Linked DNA regions of Homo sapiens: regions 2 and 3 are each linked to region 1. Evidence: chromatin loops called from intact Hi-C (ENCODE). Cell type or tissue: IMR-90. All regions are shown on one strand. Region 1 overlaps SUGCT (succinyl-CoA:glutarate-CoA transferase). Region 2 has its middle 240 kb from the start of INHBA. Region 3 has its middle 48 kb from the start of LINC01449.

Evidence for each region. Hi-C counts contacts between places; a loop is a spot of excess contacts. Peaks named below come from ENCODE experiments on the same cell type or tissue, not always from the same donor. Only the 100,000 strongest peaks of a DNase experiment are listed, where the experiment ranks them.
Region 2: it touches region 1 in a loop (23-fold over the local background); 5 of 110 quality-filtered maps call a loop at or near these places.
Region 3: a loop joins it to region 1, with 2.8 times the contacts of the local background. A loop is called at or near these places in 2 of 110 quality-filtered maps.

Annotation. Positions count from the first base shown.
Region 1 is chr7:40,227,889-40,235,888 of GRCh38, reverse strand. All of the region lies in intron 6 of SUGCT (succinyl-CoA:glutarate-CoA transferase), which reads right to left. Among named protein-coding and RNA genes, the nearest start is that of SUGCT, 97 kb to the right of the region's middle. In IMR-90, a CTCF peak has its summit at 3,160 (motif pointing left); a DNase peak (open chromatin) is centred at 3,158.
Region 2 is chr7:41,937,500-41,945,499 of GRCh38, reverse strand. No RefSeq gene overlaps it. Among named protein-coding and RNA genes, the nearest start is that of INHBA, 240 kb to the right of the region's middle. In IMR-90, CTCF peaks have their summits at 2,276 and 4,553 (motif pointing left); DNase peaks (open chromatin) are centred at 2,309, 2,909 and 4,549; H3K4me3 peaks cover 539 bases; H3K27ac peaks cover 1,194 bases.
Region 3 is chr7:41,049,946-41,057,945 of GRCh38, reverse strand. No RefSeq gene overlaps it. Among named protein-coding and RNA genes, the nearest start is that of LINC01449, 48 kb to the left of the region's middle. RefSeq lists an enhancer at 3,361-3,655. In IMR-90, a CTCF peak has its summit at 3,908; a DNase peak (open chromatin) is centred at 3,905; H3K27ac peaks cover 153 bases.

The DNA.
Region 1 (8,000 bases):
TCTCCAGCCACCTGGAAGACTCTCCCTCAACCTTTTGTAAAAGAGCACCCTCATTATATATGTTGCCACAGCACTTATCACAATAGAAACACAATACCATTATTTGTTAGATTTATTTTGTCTCCTCCCTACTAAAGTGTATACTCCAGAATGTTTTTCTGTTTGGTTCACTGCTGTATCCCCAGCCTCTAGAACAGTGTTCAATAACATTTATTGAAGGAATGAATGAGTGCAAAAATATTTTATATAAAAATAATTTTTTGGCTGGATGCGGTGGCTCACGCCTATAATCCCAGCACTTTGAGAGATCAATGCAGGCAGATCACTTGAGGTCAGGAGTTTGAAACCAGCCTGGCCAACATGGTGAAACCCCGTCTCTACTGAAATTACAAAAATTAGCCAGGCGTGGTGGTGCATGCCCGTAGTCCAGCTACTTGGGAGGCTAAGACAGGAGAATCGCTTGAACCCAGGAGGTGGAGGTTGCAGTGAGCCAAGTTCATGCCACTGCACTCCAGCCTGGGCAATAGAGTGAGAGTCTGTCTCAAAAAATAAAAATAACAAAAATTTTTTTCAAAAACAATCTATAAAAAGTAAATAAATAAAACCACAAAAGTGAGTGATAATCACCAATTAATCTACCCAGATGCATTCGCCACCAGAAATGATCTTTGTCACAAATAAGAGTATGTAAAACAAACTCCACAGATAAAATTATCACTTAATATGAAGGAATTAAAATAATTCAAGATTATAATTATTGATGATTAAAAAAAGGTGTTAAAACATGTCTCTGCTTATGTTTTATCTTGGAAAATTTCAAATAAAAATAGATAGAATATATAATAAACCCATCGGTCAACTTCAATAATTATTCATGGTCAATTTTATTTCCACTATGCCTATCTTTCAATTAGAACTGTTACATGAAGAAAAAATAAAACCATTATCTTTTTCTTTTTTTTTTCTTTTTTCTTTTTTTTGAAACTGGGTCTCACTCTGTCACCCAGACCGGAGCGCAGTGGCACCGTCGGGGCTCACCGCAACCTCGACTGACTGTGTTCCAGCAATTCTCCCCCCTCAGCCTCCCCAGTAGCTGGGACTACAGGCACACACCACTACACCCAGCTAATTTTTGCATTTTGGGTAGGGATGGGATTTCACTATGTTGCCCAGGCTGGTTTTGAACTTCTGAGCTCAAGTGATCCACCAGCCTCAGTCTCCCGAAGTGCTGAGATTGGGCATGAGCTACCACGCCCGGCCACATAAAACCATACTGAAAAACCCAAACGTCTTGATTCAGGTAAATTACAGTTTTATCTCCCAATATCAATAACAAAATGTATAAATTCTTAACTATTACTTTCTCAGTCTTTAGAAGAACAAAAATGGGATATGAAGCAAATAAAGAGAAATAAACTATAAGCCAACATTCTCTGTGCAGAAATAACGCCAAGTTTTAGAGAATGAGTTCCAGGGCAGGTAGTGTGCTGCTGTAGAGGGCACCCTGGCCCGGGATTCCAGCCTTCAAAGCAATGGTTTTCAAACCACTGGTAGTCCCCAGCACAAAACAAGTCTCCAGGAACAGAAAGAAGCTGCCACCATCGGCAGGAAGGCCTGTGCACTGTGAACCACCTGTTATCTCAGCAGGAAGTCAACAAAAGAAATTAAGTTTCAGTTAACTCTAGGTTCGGAAAATCAGGTGCTTCTGGCCAGGAGCCCAAATCCCTCAAATGGGACAAACCCAGGTCCCTCACCATCAGTGCAACTCTAAAAGGACTCTTCTAAATAAAGGCCTGCAGGAAAAATTCTCTTTTTGTTCAGCTTAGAACAAGGGAGAGACACAAATATCCTAATTACTTTAAATTACAACTTCTAAGTATTTCTATTAAAGAGAAAAGGAATAGTTGCTCTCATTGGAAGCAGTAAAGTATAGGGAAAAAGGGGAGTTTTAGGATTAAAAAAAATCTGGATTCAAATTATAGTTCTGCCAACTATTAAATCTTTGACAATTCATTCAATCTTCCTAAGCCTCAATGTCTTCATCTGTAAAATGGCAATATTCACATTTATCTCATAGATTTCTTATGAGGATTTAATTTGATTAGATAACACAAGCAAAATGAATTTTATATCAAGAGCTAAATATACATAATTACTAAAGATGCATTAATCAATGTATAAATAATATATTAGCTTACCTTTTCTACAAAATGTTGAGAATAACAAAAAGAAAACTACCCTGAGGTATGTCAAATGATGACAATAGACATCTAAGCATTTAAATTATGTTGTTTAATAAACCATAAAAATTAAGATATTTTGTACGTGGAATCTTGCACTTGTTCATAATAGCGAAGAAGCTGACAATAATAATAATAAACGTGGCTCTCGCCTGTAATCCCAGCACTTTGGGAGGCCGGGGTGGGTGGATCACTAGGTCAGGAGCTCAAGACAAGCCTGTCCAACATGGTGTAACCCTGTCTCTACTAAAGATACAAAAAATTAGCCAGGCATGGTGGCGCATGCCTGTAATCCCAGCTACTTGGGAGGCTGAGGCAGGAGAATTGCTTGAACCCGGGAGGCAGAGCTTGCAGTGAGCTGAGATCGTGCCATTGCACTCCAGCCTGGGCGACAGGGCAAGACTCCATCTCAAAAATAATAATAATAATAATAATAAACATATATATTCCATAATAGGAGTCAAAAATTATTCCACATTTTCACCTTATACTTGTAACTATTTAAATACTGACTACCAGTACTATGAATAAATTTTATGAGAATAAATAAATAAAATTTTAAAGCAGAGAATGAACATCAAAATGGTATTTTACTAAGATTACTCTGTTGGTGATGTGCAGAATGAAATTATTCATTAATAATTTAATGAAGAGGTAGAAAAAATGTTAAGCCTGGGATCCAGATAGTTCCTTTAAATTTTATTTTTAGCTTTACAATTCCAAAAACAACTATGATTAAAATCTAAATTAAAGAGGAAAAATGTATGCATATCGATTCTACTTTATATTCAAGTAAAGAGCTAAGAAAAATCAGGGAAGTTATGGAAAATCAGAGAGGAATACCCAACACACATTTTCTTTCTCTTTCTCCCTCTCTTCCACTTGGTAATTCACATTCATTTTAAGGAGCAACCTCGCCATCTTGTGGCATTTATGGACACTGAAAGCAAAACGTGAATTTCTAGACGTTGGTAAAAACGTACAGGGAGGAAGCTAAGGGGAAAAGATTTATTATCTCTTAATATTTTCCCTGAGTGCCATATGATCTGGCCTGCCTACCCCATTTTTCTTCTTAATTATGTCTGACTTTGTGTTTTCCCTCTCTCCCATCAGTGCTCAACACACTGTCTTGTTAATGGTTATACTTTTGGAGGTCACAGGTCCCTTTGACAAACTGGTAAGAAGCTATGAACTCTCCTCAGAAGAAAGTAATTGAATACATGCTCATACTCTTAGAACCCCACTCATTAACCCCTGTTGCCCTGGGTTAAGAGTCAGGTTAACGACCTTCAGTAGGTCATCACTGCTCTAGGCCTGGAGAACCTCAATTATCAAAACAACTCTCCCGACAGGGATCTGTTCAAGGACAGCTTTGAGGCTTCCAAGCAACCAAGAGACTCAGGATGAGGCTTTCACTTGATAATAAAAGGAAAAAAGAGAACAAAATAAAGTATCTCTCATCTAGACTATTCCATTAGCCACCTGTTTCTGCTCTCCCTACCTCATTTTTGACTCTTGTGATCACAGTGATTGACTGATTGATTGATTGAGACAGGATCTTGTTCTATTACCCAGGCTGGAGGGTAGTGGTGTGATCTTAGCTCACTGAAGCCTCAAACTCCTGGGTTGAAGCAATCCACCTGCCTCAGCCTCCCAAGTAACTGTGACCACAGGCATGCACCACCACATCCAGCTAATTTTTAAAATTGTTTGTAGAGATGTGGTGTTGCTTTGTTGTCCAGACTAGTCTTCAACTCCTGGGCTCAAGCAATCCTCCCACCTCAGCTTCCCAAAGTAATAGGATTACAGGCATAAGCCACCACGCTCAACCATACAGTGACCTTTTGAAAAGGTAAATCAGTACACTACTTTCCTGCCTAAAGCTTTTTAAGGGCTTTCCAAGTCACTTAAAATAAACCTCCACTCTTTATCCTGGCTTAGAGGGCCCCACATGGCTTGGTTACTACCTACTCTTTGGCCTCAGCTCGTCTGTTTTCCCAATGCCCTATCTTGGGCCCTGATATTGTTTTTAGTGTTCTCCACAGCTTATTCCCAAGGTGGGGCCTTTGCACAACCTAGGATGTATTTCTCTCCAATCTTCACATGGCTTGCTACTACATCCTCCTCAGAGAAGCTTTCTCTACCACCCAATCTAACATAGACTCCTAGGAATTCTCTAGCATTTTATGATATTTTCATTCTCTCTAAAGTACTTATCACTAGTGGATACTTTTATATTTTTGATGGATATCTCTCTCCTCTAGAATGTTAGTACCCTGAGGCCTGTGACCAAGGTGACTGTTCTCTGCAATATCTTTAGCACCTAGAATTACGTCTACCAGTAACTTAGCAAAAGCATGTTTAATAAATGAGTGAATGTGAATATATAAGTCTGGGAATAAAAACAACACTTGTTACAACCGGCTATAGGACAGAGATAAACCTCTGCTCCCTCCAGTGATGTCTGAAATAACCTATTGAGGGTAGAGGACTCCTGGCAACTGAGTTTCTGAGGTTCAACTGTTGGCATTCCCCAACAGTCCATATTTGGTCCTCTCTCTTCTCATTCTCATCTCTCTAATGAATCTCATCCCTTCTAAACAAGATACTGGAAATTCCCGTATCTAGAATAACAATGACAACATTTATCAAGTTATTGTGTATTAGACACTCTGTTAGACTTTTGTCAATTATTTGTTTAATTCATATAACAACTCTATGAATTATCCCCTTTTTACAACTATAACTGAGACATGGAAAGGTTAACTAACCTACTCAAGGTCACACAAATAGGAAGTAACAGAGCTTAGATTTGAACCCAAGTCTGGGTCCTTAAATAAAAAGATGTTTATATATATTTATGCATGTATGGACATCTCCACCAGAAAGTCCAAGGGAATGCAAGCTGACAACCCCTAAGAAGAAGTTATCCCACTTAAGTCACATTCATATGCCACCAACCCAGACTGCTCCTTCTACATTCACTAATTCAAACTGAAGGAAACCTAAGGGCCATCCTGGACTCTATTCTTTTACTTCCTGCCTATATCCAATAGATCACTAATTCCTAATTATTTGACCTGCCAAGTAATTCCCAAATCCATCCAGCCTCTCATGTCCTGCGATAGCCTGCTTACCACTTCCCCTGTCTCAGTTTATTCTTCATGTGGCTACAAAAGCCTTTCGAATTTGTAATTCTAATCAAGACATTTCCTTATTGAAATTCTTACGAAATTGCCTGTAGGATAAAAATAACAGTTCCTTAGCATGACATACTGAATTGTTTGTGACCTAGCCCCCACTCACTACCTATATCTTATCTCTGGCCACCACGTGACATGCATACTTAGAATAGCCGTTCTTCAGACATGCAAACTCTTTAATTCCTCTGGGCCTCTATACATGCCATTTCACTTGTGATCCTCATCTCCATTGTTTGTCAGTTCAAGGACAGCTCAAACCTAGCACTCTTTAAGATACAGACCTGGTCAATGATAGGTTACTAGAGACAAGAAAGAAGCAGGTTTCAAAGAGGACTAAGACCTATCCTGGTAATGAGTTCAAAAACAGTGTATATTTAAAAGTAATACCATTGTTATTAGCTAGAAGGTTAAGATTAATATTCTAAGCAACTACAGAAACTCCAACAATAGACTGTTTACCTCAAAGGAGAATAAAATGCAATAAAATGTTTCATAGTAAGTAATGTAATTCTTCAAAATGTACATACATACCTGGATTCTGTTTATTTCTCTACTCATTTTCTAGTGTAGGATGTTTCTGAATTAAAATGATAGGAGGTATAAACTCCTGATGCTTTTTTTTTTTTTTTTTTTGAGACAGAGTCTTGATCTGTGACCAGGCTGGAGTGCAGTTGCACGATCTCGGCTCACTGCAGCTTCCAACTCCCAGGTTCAAGTGATTCTCCTGCCTCAGCCTCCCGAGTAGCTGGGACTACAGGCACGCAACCACCAAGCCCAGCTAATTTTTGTATTTTTAGTAGAGATGAGGTTTCACCATGTTGGCCAGGATGGTCTTGATATCTCCTGACCTCGTGATCCACTTGCCTCAGCCTCCCAAAGTGCTGAGATTACAGGTGTAAGCCACCGCACCAGGACTTTTTTTTTTTTGAGACGGGGTCTCACTCTATTGCCCAGACTGGAGTTCAGTGAAGCAATCTCGGCTCACTGCAACCTCCACCTGCTGGGTTGAAGCCATTCTCCTGCCTCAGTCTCCCGAGTAGCTGGGACTATAGGCGCATGCCACCATGCCCGGTTAATGTTTGTATTTTTAGTAGAGACAGGGTTTCACCATGTTGGCCAGGCTGGTCTTGAATTCCTGACCTCAGGTGATCCACCCGCCTTGGCCTCCCAAACTGCTGGGATTACAGGCGTGAGCCACCGCACCCAGCGCATATTCTTTTTTAATATTTATTTTCTTATCCATCCACTAAAAAGGCCTAGAATCAAAGACTAACCCAGTATCACTGAGATTCCTACTATCAGACAGTAGTATGTAAATACCACTTCCCACTAAGAGGAACTAACAGTCCTTGAAGAAATGGCTGATTCCAGGATGGGGCAGGAAAGGTACAAAATGTTCCTGGAATATCTTGTTTTACCAGAAATCAAGGAAGCTATCAAAAATTATTGGTCATGTCAAAAAGACGCAGAAGCCAACCCGGAAAGGCCTTTACTGGCCTGAGAATGTGAGCATCAAGAAGGATAATAATTGCAATAAATTGAAGCACATCAAATATGCTCAATATTGTGGGTTCATAATGATATTACAAAAAAAAAATAGCCATCACTGGTAAAGCCTAGGGGAAAATTCATTATTATGGCAATTGGTAAATAAAGGGAATGTGCATCTCTCCTGCCTATACCTCAGGGTAATCAAATAACTGATCAGAGAAAGAGTCCCCTTACAAAAGTTTCCCAACTAATATATGAAGAAGGAATGATAGAACTAGAATAGCACATTTTGTAATTCCTAATAAATTCACAGATCTGGGAAATCATCATCAATGCCTGCCAACATCACAGAGAAAGTAATGCCCAGCCATTATATGCCTCTTAGTGGAACTGCACACCACCTTCTATGAAGTATTTTTGGCCAAAAAAACAAAACAACAAAAACACACACACACACACACAAACCTGAACAAGTTATAGATCAGTTTATAAAGAACAAAAAAAAATTAACATCACAGGAATTCAGCAAAATCAAAAAACACAACAGAATAAATTAACTGGTTTTTTAAACAAATTTCAAGAAAAAAGACTGAGAAGGAACTATAAATTTAAAGTCTTAAGAAATATATAACTCAACTACTATGATTACTTTATTCGGATCCCAATTCAAATTACCAACTAAACAAAAGAGAGAGAGAATTGGGAAAAATCTGAAAAACAACTGTATATTTAATGATATTAAGGAATAATGACAAAAAAGGAAAGAAAGAAAGACCAGGTGCAGTGGCTCACACCTGTAATCCCAGCACCTTGGGAGGTGGAGGCGGGATGGATCACTTGAGGTCAGGACTTCCAAAACAGACTGACCAACATGGTGAAACCCCATCTCTACTAAAAATACAAAATTAGCCAGGCATGGTAGCGCATGCCTGTAATCCCAGCTATTTGGGAGGCTGAGGCAGGAGAATCGCTTGAACCCAGGAGGCGGAGATTGCAGTGAGCCGAGATGGTGCCATTGCACTCCAGCCTGGGCAACAAAAGCGAAACTCCATCTCAAAAATAAATA
Region 2 (8,000 bases), 1.7 Mb before region 1:
AATGGGGTCTGCAGAAGGAGAGTGTTCTCTGGAAATGAGAGTTGGGGCTTCTTGGGCCCCCTTGTGGGTCACAGCTATGGGATTTAACCTCATGTGGGATACATTGTCAAAGAAAGGGCCCTAGCTAATATTTCTTGGTAAGTTTTCATCCTTCAATTCTCTGCAGTTTAATACCTCCAAACACATATTTCTGAGTTACAGTGTTTATTTAGAAACCTCACAGAGCCTTTGGGAGGCCGAGGCGTGTGGATCATGAGGTCAGGAGATGGAGACCCTCCTGGCCAACACAGTGAAATGCCGTCTCTACTAAAAATACAAAAAATTAGCAGGGCGTGGTGGCAGGCGCCTGTAGTCCCAGCTACTCAGGAGGCTGAGGCAGGAGAATGGCGTGAACCCAGGAGGCAGAGTTTGCAGTGAGCTGAGATCTTGCCACTGCACTCCAGCCTGAGTGACAGAGTGAGACTCCATCTCAGAAAAAAAAAAAAAAAGAAAAGAAAAAGAAAAGAAACCGCAGAGCCATCCGGGTACGGCTGCATGTATTTGCATTTACAGTGACTGATGCTGAGTTCCTGGCTATAGGAGTATTCCATTTTATGGAATACTTCTGGATACTGCACTCACAGACTCAACTGTAAACTGAACACATTTATATTATATCTCTAATCTCTATTCTCATAATAGTCTTACTAGTATTACCACCACTTTAAAAATGGAGAGAGAGAGAAAGAGAAAGTGTGTGTGTTACCTTTCTGAAATCACTCAGCTAGCAAGTGCAAGAACAGGGATCCCAACCCTCACCACTTCTCCACATTCCTTGTTTTGCGAATCAAGATGTGTGACCCTGTTTGGGGTTAGGCACAGTGGCTCAAGCCTCTAATCCCAGCACTTTGGGATGCCGAGGAGGGTGGATCACCTGAGCTCAGGAGTTTGAAACCAGCCTGGCCAACATGGTAAAACCCCATCTGTACTAAAAATACAAACATTGGCTGAGAGTGGTTGTGCACACCTGTAAATCTGAGCACTTTGAGAGGCTGAGATAGGAAGATCACATGAGGTTAGGAGTACGAGACCAGCCTAGCCAACATGGTGAAACTGCGTCTCTACTAAAAATATAAAAATTAGCCGGGCGTGGTGGTGCACCTGTAATCTCAACTACTCAGGAGGCTGAGGCAGGAGAATCGCTTGGACCCGGGAGGCAGAGGTTGCAGTGAGCTGAGATTGTGCCACTGAACTCCAGCCTGAGTGACGGAGTGAGACTATGTTTCAAAAAAAAAGATGTTATGACATTGTTTGGGTCATAATCAGTCACAGAGAAACATAGTGGCAAAATCCCAGTCTCTGAGTTCCAAGGCAGAGAATATGTGAGTTTACTCAGAGATGACAATTTAAGATTGCCTCTTCCTTAGCTCTGGGACCTCAGGCAAGTTTATGTATCTGTGCCTCAGTGTCCTCATCTGTCCAGATGACTGAATCATTGTGAGCAGGAGATGAGTTAAGTCTTGCAGTGTTTGCAGGCACCAGGGAAGTGGCACAGGTTATAATTAACAGTTCAGACATCAGGGAAGGGTTCCAAGAACATGAGTTAAACACTGACTAAGGAGGGGCCCTTTCAGAAGAGGAAGAGGTGGAGAGGAAGGTACAAGAGACAGTATGAGGTGGGAGAGTGGACCTCTGTAGATGAGGGTCAGGAAGGAGGTTGACAGGATGTACATAAGGCACTGGCAGGAGTGAAAACTCGGGGTGAAGGTGCATAGGCCCCAAACACCCCATGAAGGAGTCTGGGCTTTGCCCTGGAGGACCAGAGCTGGAGGGGACACACCAGGGGGGCCAGTGGGTGTGCTTTTTGGAGAAAATTTTAGAAGAAGAGGGAGGAGGCCAGAAGTCAACGATGCCTGGTCTAGAAGTCATAGCTTCTGTGAACGAGGAAGTCTCATAGGCAAAAGAACAGGCCTGGTCTTATGGGGTTCTGGGTCCAAAGGCCAGACCTGTTGCAAAGTGTCAGCAAGAGAAAAATTCCTGGCCCTCTCCTGCCAGCTCTAGCTCCCCCTGTCAATGAGAGAAAGGACAGGCCTATTCCAGAACACTCAGCCATCAGGCACAATCTCCAAGACTTGACTGTCCACTGCCCTCCTTCCCTCCCTCCACACTCCCCTCACCACACTTGTGGAGGGCCTGGGGATTAATGCCCAGTTTGCAGGGCATTTAATAGTGGCTTCTCAGCGGGCGGAGCTGCAAACGCGTCCAACAGCCCCTTCAGCCCATGCTGCTGCTGCCACCGCGTGGTGCAGGCGGGGAATGACTGCGCACCGTCCCTGTTCAGCGGGAGCACCGGAGCCCATCTCCACCTCCGTTCTCTGCGCTGAAGAGGAAAGAACCACGCGGATTCAGCACGGGGAATGTTTCTTGTTTAGGAACTGTAATATAGGGATTGGACACTAGCTAAAAAAGAGCATCTTTGGAGATGGGGGTATTAAACAGTTCAAATATGCTTGGGATTCATCAATATGAGACTTGGAGAAACATCTCTGTGGCCACTGCTGTGGCTTTCTTGGATCTGAACCAGACACTGCCTTTGTTTTTTACTACATATAAGCCAGAGGGAGTCCTGGGCTGCCTGAGCTGGGGAGGCGGGTGCGGTGACAGCAGCGCCCCTGCAGACTGAGCCTGCGAGTCCCACGCGTGAAGCCCACGCGTGAAGCCCGCAGGGTGCGCCGGGTTGTGCGGGGCATGGCAGCTCCCAGCCCCTCCACACATCGGGTCGGCCACTTCCCTGCGGGGACAGAATCTAGCATTTTTTCAACTGTCCTAGTCTATGTATAATTCCGTTTGTCTTTTGAAAGCAGTTGTTTATTTTGAAAGGCACAAGCGGAATGCCTTACATCAGCGCCCCTTGACCCGGAGGTAGGAGGAGCGTGAGAGGAGCCACAGGGTGGACTTTAAACCACACCGATGTGCTTGAGTCACGGGTCCTCGGGTAGCAAGTGGCTCTGCACAAGTTGTTGAACTTTTGAATTTTTTTTTTTTGACAGAGTCTCACTTATGTCCCCCAGGCTGGTGTGCAATGGCACGATCTCCGCTCGCTGCAACCTCCGTCTCCCCGGCTCAAGCAATTCTCCTGCCTCAGCCTCCAGAGTAGCTGGGATTACAGGCGCCCCCCACCAAGCCCAGCTACTTTTTTGTAGTTTTAGTAGAGATGGGGTTTCACCATGTTGGCCAGGCTGGTCTCAAACTTCTGACCTCAAGTGATTCGCCTGCTTCAGGCTCCCAAAGTGCTAGGATTACCGGCGTGAGCCACCACGCCCGGCCAGTTGTTGAACTTTCTATGAGCCTCTGTTTCCTCATCTGTGGAATGTGTCCTAGTCTATGTAGTAGATTAGTCTCTCTTGTAGAGGAGTCTAAATCATCAAGGGCGGTGTGTTTGCCTTTCATTTTACCCCACTCCAGACCACTCAGCAGGGCCCCCTTCTCGTTACTCCCTTTAACTATTGCAGCGAGTTAGGCAGTGACCCTTATATTCATGTCCGGGCAATCACTTCAAACATGGATATAGATGAACTCTGTGCCAAAAGAAGCATGTAACTGATTGCCCCCCAAAAGGAGAGGGCCAGGGCTGGTCATAGCGATGACCATGTGCCCAGAGGTCTTAGCGTGTGCCCCAGAGGAGGCTCCAAAATGAGGAAATGAGGGATCTGAAGGGCGGAAGGGAAGAGAGGTTCAGGCAGGTGTCCAAGGCTATCTGCCTGGTCAGTGACAGAGCCTGGACTGTGTGAAGGCAGATCCCATGCGTCTACCACTCACTGGCTGCCTCCAGCGGAAAGCAGAGTGGGCCCTGGGGTCACACACTCAGCTGGGAGGGAGTCCTCTTCCACGGAGTCAGTGGGTGACAGGGAATAGCCAGAGGCAGGGAAAGGAGAAGAGAGTGAGCAGAACAAGGTCATGGCAAAGTCTGGGTGAGAGGGAGGCTCCCAGGTGCAGGGCATTGAGAAGGGAACCCACAAGGGGAGGGGCCGAGGGTGGGGAGCCGCGGCTGGGGCACACTGAGGGTGAGGAGAGCATCCCATCCATGTGAAAATACCCAGGAGCTTGGGGATTTTGAGCTCCTATGAGTGGGCGTCTCATACCCAGAGTTCATTGCTGATGCCTTGACTGATTTCTTAAAACAGAAAAGATTTACTTGTAGGTGAAAGGAAGGAGAAAGACAGAAAAGAAATGTAATAGAGTGTCCCAGACAGGACTCAGTGCCATCAGGGATAGGGGTCAGGCACCTCTTGCCCAGAGATGCTTAAGGAGCTATGGTTCTTTGATGCTCTACCATTCTAGGAGTAGTTCAGGCAGCAAGAGAAACATCTTCCTGCCGCTAAGAATTGCTCAGACTTCAGCTGTTGTGGGCACTTACATTACTTAAGTTCAGTTTTTGTCACTCAAGGAAAGTCTTGTTGACAGAGGTGACAGAGGCTCAGAGTTAGGACCCATGTAGCAGAGATCAGCTTTACTGGGAAAAACTGCTTTGAGGCTCTGTAGGGAGCGGAATGAGAAACGGCAGTCACACACTGCCCCCTGGTGTTCAAGAGCATTTACTGTACCTTGGCTGCTTCCAAAGAGACAGGCGGAGCTCAGGCTTAGTCACCTTACAAATGTCCTTCCTAGGTGTTTTGGGTCTTACACATGTTCTTTTCACCTGTCAGTAACGAGGACCAGCTTTAGTGTTTACCAATCTATTTGCGCACTTTTTGGCCATACAACCCCGTGCAGGAAAAATAATCACAGGGAAAGAGAAGTGGGCTCTCCTCCCTGCACCCTTCCCTGCTCCCACAGCAGCCCACCTGGGAGCTGGCATATGTGATGGTTGAAAAGCATACTGCTTTTTACGTGTCATTCCTCAATAAAGTGATTTTCAAAAACACACAAAAAAAGCGTGGACTTTGCAGACAGATCATATTCAAATCCTGGTGCCCTGTGACCCAGAGGGTGGATAAGTCACTTAATCTGTCTGCGTCCCAGAGCGCCATGTGCTAGGAAGTGAGAATTAAAATACAAATGGGTCTGATCTCCAGCAGCTCAGAGGTGGCTGGAGGACTTACAGAGAGGAGGAGGTTTTCAATACAGCACCAGAAAAGCTTCAGAAGAGGTCAGTACTGGGAGCAGTGTATCTGAGAACCAGAGATTGAAATGGCTGTTTCATGAGGGCGATTGTGAACATTAAATGAGAGAACATGGATAAGGTTTTTAGTGCAATTCTGGCACACAAGGAACCACAAATTATAGTTATTAGAGTTCCAAAGGGGCCTCAGTGATTAAGAGCAGTAGGTCTGGGGACAGGATGGAGGTGTTGCTCCGTGTTCTGTGGCAGGGATTGACTAGACCTGGGCAGCCCAATGGAGATATAATGCAAGTCACAAATTAAAGCCACAAATGTAATTTTAAATTTTCTGGTAGCCTTACTTTAAAAAGTTTTTAAAAAGTGAAATCAAGTTTATACTTTATTTAAACCTATAAATCCAACATATTGTCATCTCAGTATGTAACATCAACAATTATTAATGACGCCTTTGACATTTTTTGATTTTGCCAAATCTTCACAATTCCATGTCTGTGCTACATTTGCAGCACATCTCACTTTGGACTAGCCACGTTTCAAATGCTCAATAGTTCCTGTGGCTCATCTGTATTGAACAGGGCAGCTGTAAAGGGCCACCTTGGCAAGGAAGAGGGACAAGACAGACTAGGCACATCCACCCTGCAGTTGAGCTGGAGAGCTTCATTCTGCTGTGTCTGCCTGTTTGGTCTAGGAGACATTAAATCTGTGCTTGTCAAAGAGTGGCTAAGAGATCACCTGCTTCAGAATCTTCGGGGCTGCCTCTTGTTTTTTTTTTTTGTTTTTTTTTTTTGACATGGAGTCTTGCTCTGTCGCCCAGGCTGGAGTGCAGTGGCGCCATCTCCGCTCACTGCAAGCTCCACCTCCCTGGTTCACGCCATTCTCCTGCCTCAGCCTCCAGAGTAGCTGGGACTACAGGTGCCCGCCACCACGCCTGGCTAATTTTTTGTATTTTTAGTAGAGACGGGGTTTCACCGTGTTAGCCAGGATAGTCTCCATCTCCTGACCTCGTTATCCACCCGCCTTGGCCTCCCAAAGTGCTGGGATTACAGGCATGAGCTTCCCCGCCCGGCCCTGGTCTGCTTCTTAAATGAAAAATCAGATTCCTTGTCCCTTTCTTACTGAAATCTCTGGAGGCCAGAATCTGCATTTGAAATAGGCTTTTTAACTGATTTTAAAGTCCAACATCCCATCCCCTTTCAAGTGTAGACAATGCATTACTTGGCACACAAGAAGGCATGCCCAATAGATGCTTCTCCTTTTGGATTAAAAGTCTGGAACCAAGGATTGGGGGTTAATAATTATGGAGGTGGTCATAACTACATTGCCAGGTCTTACCCTTCCTATTTAGATTCCCTTCACCTTGAGTTTAAACCTGGCCCTGTTCAATAATTTTCTCTAACATTCAGCATTCTCCTCTGGCCTATGTGATTTGGTGCAGGCACACAAAGTAAATTCTCCATAATATCTGAGAAGGTGACTCTTACATCCAGTGGAAAACTCAGCCTGTGGTCCATCCATGAGCATGAATGTCCCAATCTCATTTCCCCAGCATGTTCCCTCACCCTGCCCTAACTCCCCAACCCAGAGGAGCCAGAGGGAGAAATTTCTACTTATCTCGTTGTTATGGCCTGAATATGTCCCCCAGGATTCTTGTGTTAGAAATGTAATATCCAATGCAATAGTGTTGGGAGGTGGAGCTTTTGGGAGATGTTTACATCATAAGGGCTCTGCCTTTGGGAATGAATTAATGCTGTTTATATATAAAGGGGCCTGTGTGAAAGAGCTTATCCCTTGTATTCTTCCACTCTTCTGCCATGTGAGGTCACAGTGTTTCTCCCTTCAGAGGATGAAGCGAGAAAGTCCTTGCCAAACACCAGATGCCAGCCCTTTGATCTTGGACTTCCCAGCCTCCAGAACTGTGAGAAGTAAATTTCTGTTCTATATAATTTACCCAGTCTGTAGCAATCTGTTATAGCAGCCTGAAGCCGACTAAGGCACTAGCACCCTGTCTGATTTCTCTCTCCCTTTTCTAGAATCTGCTGCCGTGAAAGCTCTGTGTGGGGAGACAGAAGGATGAGAGCTAGGACATGCCCTGGAGAAGTTTTCCCCATGGTCTTGGGGATTAACATTAGGCTCCTTACTACTTATGCAAATTTCTGCAGCTGGCTTAAATTTCTCCTCAGAAAATGGGTTTTTCTTTTCTACTGTTTAATCAGGCTGCAAATTTCTGAACTTTTATGCTATTTCCCTTTTAAAATGGAATGCTTTTAATAGCACCTAAGTCACCTTTTGAATGCTTTGCTACTTAGCAATTTCTTCTGCCAGGCCAGACGCAGTGGCTTACGCTTATAATCCCAGCACTTTGGGAGGCCAAGGATCACCTGGGGTCAGGGGTTCGAGGCCAGCCTGGCCAACATGGTGAAACCCCATCTCTACTAAAAATACAAAAATTAGCTCAGTGTGGTGGCAGGCTCCTGTAATCCCAGCTACTTGGGATGCTGAGGCAAGAGAATTGCTTGAACCTGGGAGGTGGAGGTTGCAGTGAGCTGAGATTGCACCATTGCACTGCAGCCCGGGTGACAGAGCAAGACTCTGTCTTAAAAAAAAAAAAAGAAAAGAAAGAAATTTCTTCTGCCAGATACCCTAAATCATCTCTCTCAAGTTCAAAGTTCCACAAATCTCTGAGGCAGGGGCAAAATGCCACCAGTCTCTTTGCTAAAACACAAGAGTCACCTTTGCTCCAGTCCCCAGCAAGTTCCTCATCTCCATCTGAGACTACCTCAACCTGGACCTTATTGTTCTTATCACTATCAGCATTTTTGTCAAAGCCATTCAGCAAGTCCCTAGGAGGTTCCAAACTTTCTCACATTTTCCTGTCTTCTTCTAAGCCCTCCAAACTGTT
Region 3 (8,000 bases), 820 kb before region 1:
TACATACATATATACCACACCAGGAGTCAACAAAAGTAACTGTATTAGTCTGTTCTCATGCTGCTATGAAGAAATACCCGATACTGGGTAATTTATAAAGGAAAGAGGTTTAATTGACTCACAGTTCCACAGGGCTGGGGAGGCCTCAGGAAACTTACAATCATGGCAGAAGGGAAAGCAAACAGGTCCTTCTTCACATGGCAGCAGGAAAGACAAGTGCAGGGTAAGTAGTTGGGGGAAGCCCCCTATAAAACCATCAGATCTCATGAGAACTCACTCACTATCATCAGAAAATAAGTATGGGGGTAACTGCCCCCATGATTCAATTACCTCCCACTGGCTTCCTCCCCCAACATGTGGGGATTATGGGAACTACAATCCAAGATGAGATTTGTGTGGGGACATAGCTAAACCACATTAGTGACATTTTAAGGGAAATGCCATCAAATGATGGTTTGAGATGAAAATGATGAGCTTTGGAGCTGAAATGGGCAGAAAAATTCAGGTTGTAAGCTTTATCTTGTGGAGCAAACCAAGTTGCCAGCCCAGCTGAAACAATAATCTATTATATGAGCTTCTGACCACACTAGATATCAACATCTTGGTTATAATAGTTCATTCAACCCACCAGGTGAATACGTCTACCTGTAAACATACCTTGTAAGTGTTCCTTAACAGGAGACCTTAGGAAGGTAAAAGAAGAGGATTTGTTAAAAATGGATGGAGAATGATATTTTAAGATACAAGTCAATACAAATTAATACATACCATAAATCAGCAATTTTTTTAAAAGTGGCTTTAATATAAATTTGCAGTTCTTCCACGTTTAGGAGTTGTTGGGAACTCATAGACTGGGAGTAAGCTAGTGTTGTGATATCCGTCAAGTTAAGCTCATATTCCTCCAGCTCTACTGGTGTTCTGAACACCAGTAGATCTACCCCATGACCTCATTTTCTTATAGCAGGGCTTTCCCTCATCTCTCCTGCTGATAAAGTGTCTCAAAGTTAATTTTAAGATCGGTCTTTATCAGGAATTGCTAATGAGGCTGTGCTTCCCGCCAGTCCCATCTGGAGATACTGATTGCCTGTTCTGCCTGGGTCCCTGGGCATTCTCTCCCATTTCCTCCCGAGTTCTTCCTCTTTTTGTTGGGTTCCAGGTTACCTCTGATATTCCTGATTTGTGTTCTCTGCCTGCTGTGGTTATGGAAAGACCTAATTCTGCCTCTTGGGTTAGGTCAGAATATCCCTCAATATTAAGCAGAAATATAAATTCCATGCCCTGCTCCATGCAATGCTGGTAGGAGTCCCCTCGATAACTGCAACTTAGGAGCGACTCCTGGTTAGCCATATTATGCCTCCTGTGACAAAGGCTTTGGTTACTAGAGCTGCAAAGAGGCTCCAAGCGCTTCTGCATACCCCCAACACCAATATATTTTGTAGTTTCTGAAAAGTACCAAGCCTCCTATCACAAGAACTGCTGTGACCTACACCACCCCTCCAAGCACGATCATCCCACCACTATTATTTTATACTTGTATATTGCTTTGTAGCTATCAAGGTGTTCCCATAATCTTTGCCATGTCTGATATGCACTAACTCCTATGACCTAGTCACAGTACCTGTTGTTATTTTGACTTTTTAAAAATGAGGATTCCAAAACTTAGGCTATGTGCCTCAAGGTCAAGGCTTGGCCCTTGGCCCAAGGTTACATGGCTAGTAAGTGGCAGAGCCAGGTTAAGCCAGATGCTCAAGGCATTCACTATGCTCAGGGCCCCTCTTCAGCTTAACCTCTCCCCCATCATTTGTCCAACTCCACAGGGAGCTGCCCTCTGAGAGCTTCGAAAGATGAAGTCTGGAAAGGATCTGACAAACTCATGAGTCTCAACATGTCACCCCTCTCAAGGACATTGCATTTTGATGAGCTTTGTTCAGTTATGTAACATGAAGGAACGCTCTCCTAAATATAAAATTGCAGACATTGGTGAGAAGTTAGTTGAGGAGGTATTGGTGGAAAATGGGAACTTTCTGACACCTCTCAAATCACATCCTGTCCAGGATCCTCATCAGATGGACTCCCTATTCCTCCTGAGGCCGACCCACTTTGGAGGTGTTGATTTATGCGTACGCTAGGAGAGTAAATCCAGGCAGAGGGGCTGCATTGCCGTTCATTGGTAGCAGGGTCTGTGTTGTGTTTCGATCTCACGCTTACTTATCAAACATGCACGGGCTTTTCTCATGCATTTTTTTAGTCCAGTTTTACTTTATTCCCTGTCACATCTGGTGGTACCAGGTCTCTAACCATAAAAAGAGGCAGCCCAGCAATCCAAACCTTGAACCCGCAGCAACTGTGGCAAACAGCAAGGAAGGGTTAACCGGTTTTGCACGAAGCAAGCCTGGCTCACCCCTGCGAATCTCTTTTTCACATTTGCTGCTTATTCATAACTCAAGCCCATCTGCTGCGCAAGTAATGATCAGCGGCTCCTGTTTCAGATGTCAACCGCCCCAGCTGTTTCTCTCTCTCTGTAAACACGAAGCGGGGAGCAATTACCACAAAATTAATATCCAGGCTTGATTATTTCTATGCCATGAAATGAAGACTGATGAGCTCTCTTCCACGCCCACCACCACCTCAGCCTCACACAATGCACACCTATGCAGCACAGCCCAGGCTAAAACCTCCCAAGAAGTCCCAGGTCGGTGAAGCTTGGAGGCTATGCTATGACCCAGGCCACCTGGAAATGCCAAAGTGAGCCTCATGTGTGTGGGAAAGCTGACAAAAAACTTAATTCCTGCTAGGCTTTGAGAGTGAAGTCCACACTGAAATTGAGCAATGAGGCTTGGAGACACTCCATTTAAGGTCAGGCTGACTCTTAGATAGGTTTTGATAGAGAGTCCTCATAACTCCTTCCATCAGCATTCTTTGATTTAAGGTAAATGTCAGACACAAGTCATTGTGGACAGCATGTCTCCCTCTCTGTTTTTTTCTCTACCATCCTGAAGCGGCAGGAATTGGAATGATCGGCCTCATCTCAAAAACTTCCTTCCATTATTGAACAAGCCTGTATGAAACATCAGCACATCTTCCTTCAGTCACAAGCATGCACTGAAGCCCCTGGTATGAGGCGCTAGCAAATGCAAGGCTCCACACAGAACATTTCCTGCCCTCCCCAGACTTCATGCTGGGGTAAGCATTTAAAAAAAAAAAGAGGATGAGGAAAACTCAGTCTGCCTGGCTTCAGCTCTTGGCTCTGCTACTTGCCATGTGCATGGTCTTGAGGAAGTTCCATGACCTGTCTGTGCCTCAGCTTCCTCAAGGATAAAATGAGGCTATACGGTTGTGGAGAGGACTGAAAGAGCTAATCGGTATGAAGTGTTGACTGCAGGCCCTGAACACATAAGTGAAATACAGGCGCTGTTGGTGTGCTGCCCCACTACCTTGAAGAATTTCCATGTAATAATATCTGGACAAACCATTGGGCGGCTTCACAGAGGAAACACACGTCAGCCAAGTCTCGATCAATGAACAGGAGCTCAATAGTCTGAGAAGATATGGAAGGCAAAGGAACAGCCATGACAAAGTGATGAAGGAATACAATGACAAAGGAATACACATTCGACATTAATTAAGTCATCCAGGGAAACAGAAGTGTAGGGTGCATGGTGGCAGGAAGATGATAGAGCAAGAAGGGAAGTTAAGTTTGGAACAGATTGAAAAAGACCCCAGTGATAAACTAAGAAGTTAAGATGTGTTCTTATAAAGAATGGGAAGCCTTGGTAAGTCTGTCAGTAAGGACATAACCCAAACAAATCCATACCAAAATAATTACTAAGAGCAGGCTGTTTGGAGGCTCAGTTGAAGTAGCCTCCTGACAAGGAAGTCAGCAGGACACCCCCCTCCTGGAGGAAAAAGGTTTTAACCGGCATGGGATTTTATTCAGCTTATTCTAACTTACTAAAGAGTGTTGCATTTTTTTTCATTGACTCATTGTAATTGTACATATTTAAGGGGTACAATTTGATGTTTTGATACACCCATATGTTTATAATGATCCAATCAGTATATTTAGCTTATTCATCACCTCACGCATTTATCATTTCTTTGTGGTGAGAACTTCTGTCTTATGAACCAGCTTCTTCGGTGTGTGTGCATGGGCATGGGAGTGTGTACATGGGTGCATGCATGTGTGTGCCTGTACAAGGATGGGCATACGTGTGTGCTCATATGTGTGTATATGAGTTGTAGGGAGCGAGAGTGGATCCAGTAAGAAGGGTCAGATTTGCATGATAAAATATCAGCGACTTCTAACCCTGTCCCTAAAAACCTTTTATTCATCCCACTATTCTGAAATTTCGTTAATGGAGGTCCGATTTATTCTTTTTTTTATTTTCTTTTTTTGAGATGGAGTCTCACTCTGTCACCCAGGCTGGAGTGCAATGGTGCAATCTCGGCTCACTGCAACCTCTGCCTCCTGAGTTGAAGTGATTCTCCTGGCTCAACCTCCCGAGTAGTTAGGATTACAGGCATGTGCCATCCCACCCAGCTAATTTTTGTATATTTAGTAGAGACGGGGTTTCACCATGTTGGCCAGGCTGGTCTCAAACTCCTGACCTCAAGTGATCTGCCTGCCTTGGCCTCCCAAAGTGTTGGGATTACAGGCGTGAGCCACCACACCTGGCCCTCAAATTACTCTTCATGTTCAGCTTAACTATACCTATGGTGGTAGAGAACGTTTGCAGGTGAACCCCCTTGCCACCAACTAGATAGTTCTGTTGCCTTGTGTGAGTTATATAACCCAGCTTCTTAACTTATAAGTGGGGATAATTGAGAGGATGTAAGGAGTGCTGTAAGGATAAAGTAAGACAGCAAACCACTTAGCAAAAGGCCTCATATCTACTACGCGTGAAATAAACATGAGCTGTCGCTATTGCAGAAGAATGTGGAAGCACACTGACATGCTGATGTGGCTCACCATCAGGTGTGAAGTCAGATATGGCTCCTTCCCGAGCCCAGGCCAGAAACCCTGTGAGGGCGTGATTAAACCTTGTAATCCAAGCTCTGCCATTCATTATGTGGCCTGCACCTCTCTGCGCCTGAGCCTTCTGTTGTGCCAGATGGAGATGATGACCATGCACCTACTGCAAGGAGTTTTGTGCAGATGAGATGAGTTGATATATGTAAAGTGGTGGGAACTGTGCCTAGCTTACAAGTGGTGCTATTTAAAGTTGGCTACTGATCCTATGAGGAAAGAGGAAAGGTAGAGACAAGGGGCTGAGGGAAACAGATTTCCACGGAGAAGTTCAAGGCCAATGAATAGGAGGATGGGGATGCTGAAGACCAACTTTTCTGACGACCAGGTTCTGAGCACACAATAGGACCACAGCTGTCCCTGGAACTGGCATGCTGTGTCTACAGGCTCACTACACTGTCCTCCTAGGGTCCTTCCCAAGCTAGAACAAAAAACAATGCCAAAAGTACAGTGCCAGACTTCTAGGTGGTCCCAACATGATGACTTGGAGGGGATGGCATTCTTTTGGACATATGAACTCTACTACTTGTATTAAATATTACGTTCCTGCATAGTCACCATTCTTTAAAGAGTAATAACAAGCTGGGAAAATGAGGAGAGACACACAAAGCTAGTTCCCCTGCCTATGAGTAACTGCTTGCCTGGAAACAAGTGCTTGTCTCTTGTTGAGAAATTCCAATGTACATCTAATGTTTCGAAAAAAAGAGTGAAAAGAATCAATCATTTGCATTATCAAAGGATTCTTGGCTTCAAGGGGAATAAAAAGAAAGAAAAGAAATGTAAAAGAGAAAAAAAGAATTCCCCACATGGTTTCTTTAAATGGTATCCTTTCTTGGTGAATTTCAATCCTGATTCAATTTGCAAATATTGGATTTATACTGCTGTGTATAAACCATATGTTCTGGAGGAGAGTTAAAAATGTGTAAAGTGAGGCACCCCTGTAGGAATGATATTTAGGGGGAATTAAAGCAAACTGGGAAAAAGGAGCTCCGTTTTTTTTTGTTTTTTTTTTTTTTTAAGAAATGGAGTAATTTAACTTAGAGTGTGTGAGCTTAAACATCAGCTGAAAAACAGCTGCTCCTCAGAGGAGGACGAGCCAAGAGTGAGGTTGGGAGGAAGTTGAGATGAGAGCTGTTTAGTTCTTCAATGCTCCTGTGTGTGGATAAAAGGGTGAGAAGGAGGAGATCTTCTTTGGCACAAGCAGCAATTCGAAGCGGTTCTAGAAGTTTCTGCCTGACTGAATCCATTCTTCCCCCTTTGCCGGCTGGAGTGGAGGAGCAGGGCCAAACACACAGAGCAGCACTGTCGCAGGGCAGCGGGTCAGGCACCTGTGAAGCCGCAGCCACATTACGTTCTTCAGGAGCTGCTTTTTGACTTAGCCGAGCACAATTTTCCATCCCATATGTGCAAAGCATTTCATCCATTAGCGTCTTTTTGGCTTCTTTGGACTTCTTTTTTTCCATTAAAAAAAAAAGCCCAAAAATAAAAACCTCCCAAACTCCAACTCATCACACACAAATATTTTGCTTCTGAAATCCACTCCATTTTCTCGTCAAAGACTGGCATATTTTAACCTGCAAAGGCTCAACTGCCCTCATCTGCTTTTGATTAATGCAAGTTGCCTCTTTCCTGGGTCTGAACCCGATCACATTAAACAAGGTATTTTGCTAAGTGTTGCGAGGCATAACAAGAGATCATGAGCAGCTGTCTTAAAGGAGCTTACGTTTTAATTTAATGTAATTTAATTTTAATTTAATTTCCATGTAACTGCCTGTCTGATTTCCTCAATTTCTACTATAGCGTAACCTCCCCTCCCAGAAAAAAATAACACATGCTTCTAAAAAACTTGCAAACCGACACTGTAAATCCTGTGTGGTTGAGGTAGGGCATATGTGGGTTAATGTGTGCCTATATGCACACTCACCCACCCACACTCACAAAGATACGCCGGTATCCAGATTCTATGTTGTGGCCATGCTTTGTCTTGAATTATCTAACATTTTTTAGGATCTTGACCAAAACATCTTTTGACCTAAAGACCACATGTAGCCCTGATATGACTACACATCAGGACCACGGTGAGGATGGTTTTAAAAGAGAGAAGGACAGAGGATAAGAATTGCCACAAAAGACACTACTGCCATCGTGCAAGAGTGAGATGATAATGGCCTGAACAAGACCATTATTGTGGGAAAAGAGTCGAGTCAAGACATATTCAAAAGTCAGTTTGCAAGACTTGCTGGCTTCCTGGATTTGGGGAAATAGGAAGTTTGTGGCCTCGGTTCACTCCCTGGTATCCAACCAGGTGACTAGGAAGATGGCACTAATGTCCACTAAGATACAAAATTCACTGCAAGGAGCAGGCATGGGGCAGAAAAAGAATGAATTAAGATTGGGACAAATTAAGTGTGATTTGATTCTGCGAATTCTAAGGATCTATATCCAGGCAGCAGTTGTAGAAGAGTCTGGAGCAGACAGGAGAGGTCACTGCTGAACAGGACAGTGAATCATCAGAGAGGCAGGCAAAGCCATGTACACCAAGGACAGATGGGGCTGTAGGTGTGAGTGGGAAACTGTGTCAGTTTAGGTGTCGAGGAAGGTTAGGATTGGGACTTGTCCACTGGATTGAGCCAAAGGTGGCCTTTCCCAGAAAGTCACAGTGATGTGGTTGGGAAGGAAGACAGCAGCAGAGGCTTTGGGTGTGGGTGGAGGGCTGTCAGGCAGACGTGGCAGTGGGTGCAGTCACACAGATCACCACAGTAATCCTGGTATTTGTTCTGCAATGACACAGGTTACAAAGGGGATCAGAAAAGCATTGGAGGTGGTGTCATGGCAAATCCACATGCATTCCTAGGAAATGCACAGGGTACAGAGCATCACTCTAGCCTCTGGTTTCATTCTCCTCCCAGACACAATGCACAGGACCTGATGTGTGTGCCCCCAAAACATGAAAGGACTCGGATTCCATGCAAAG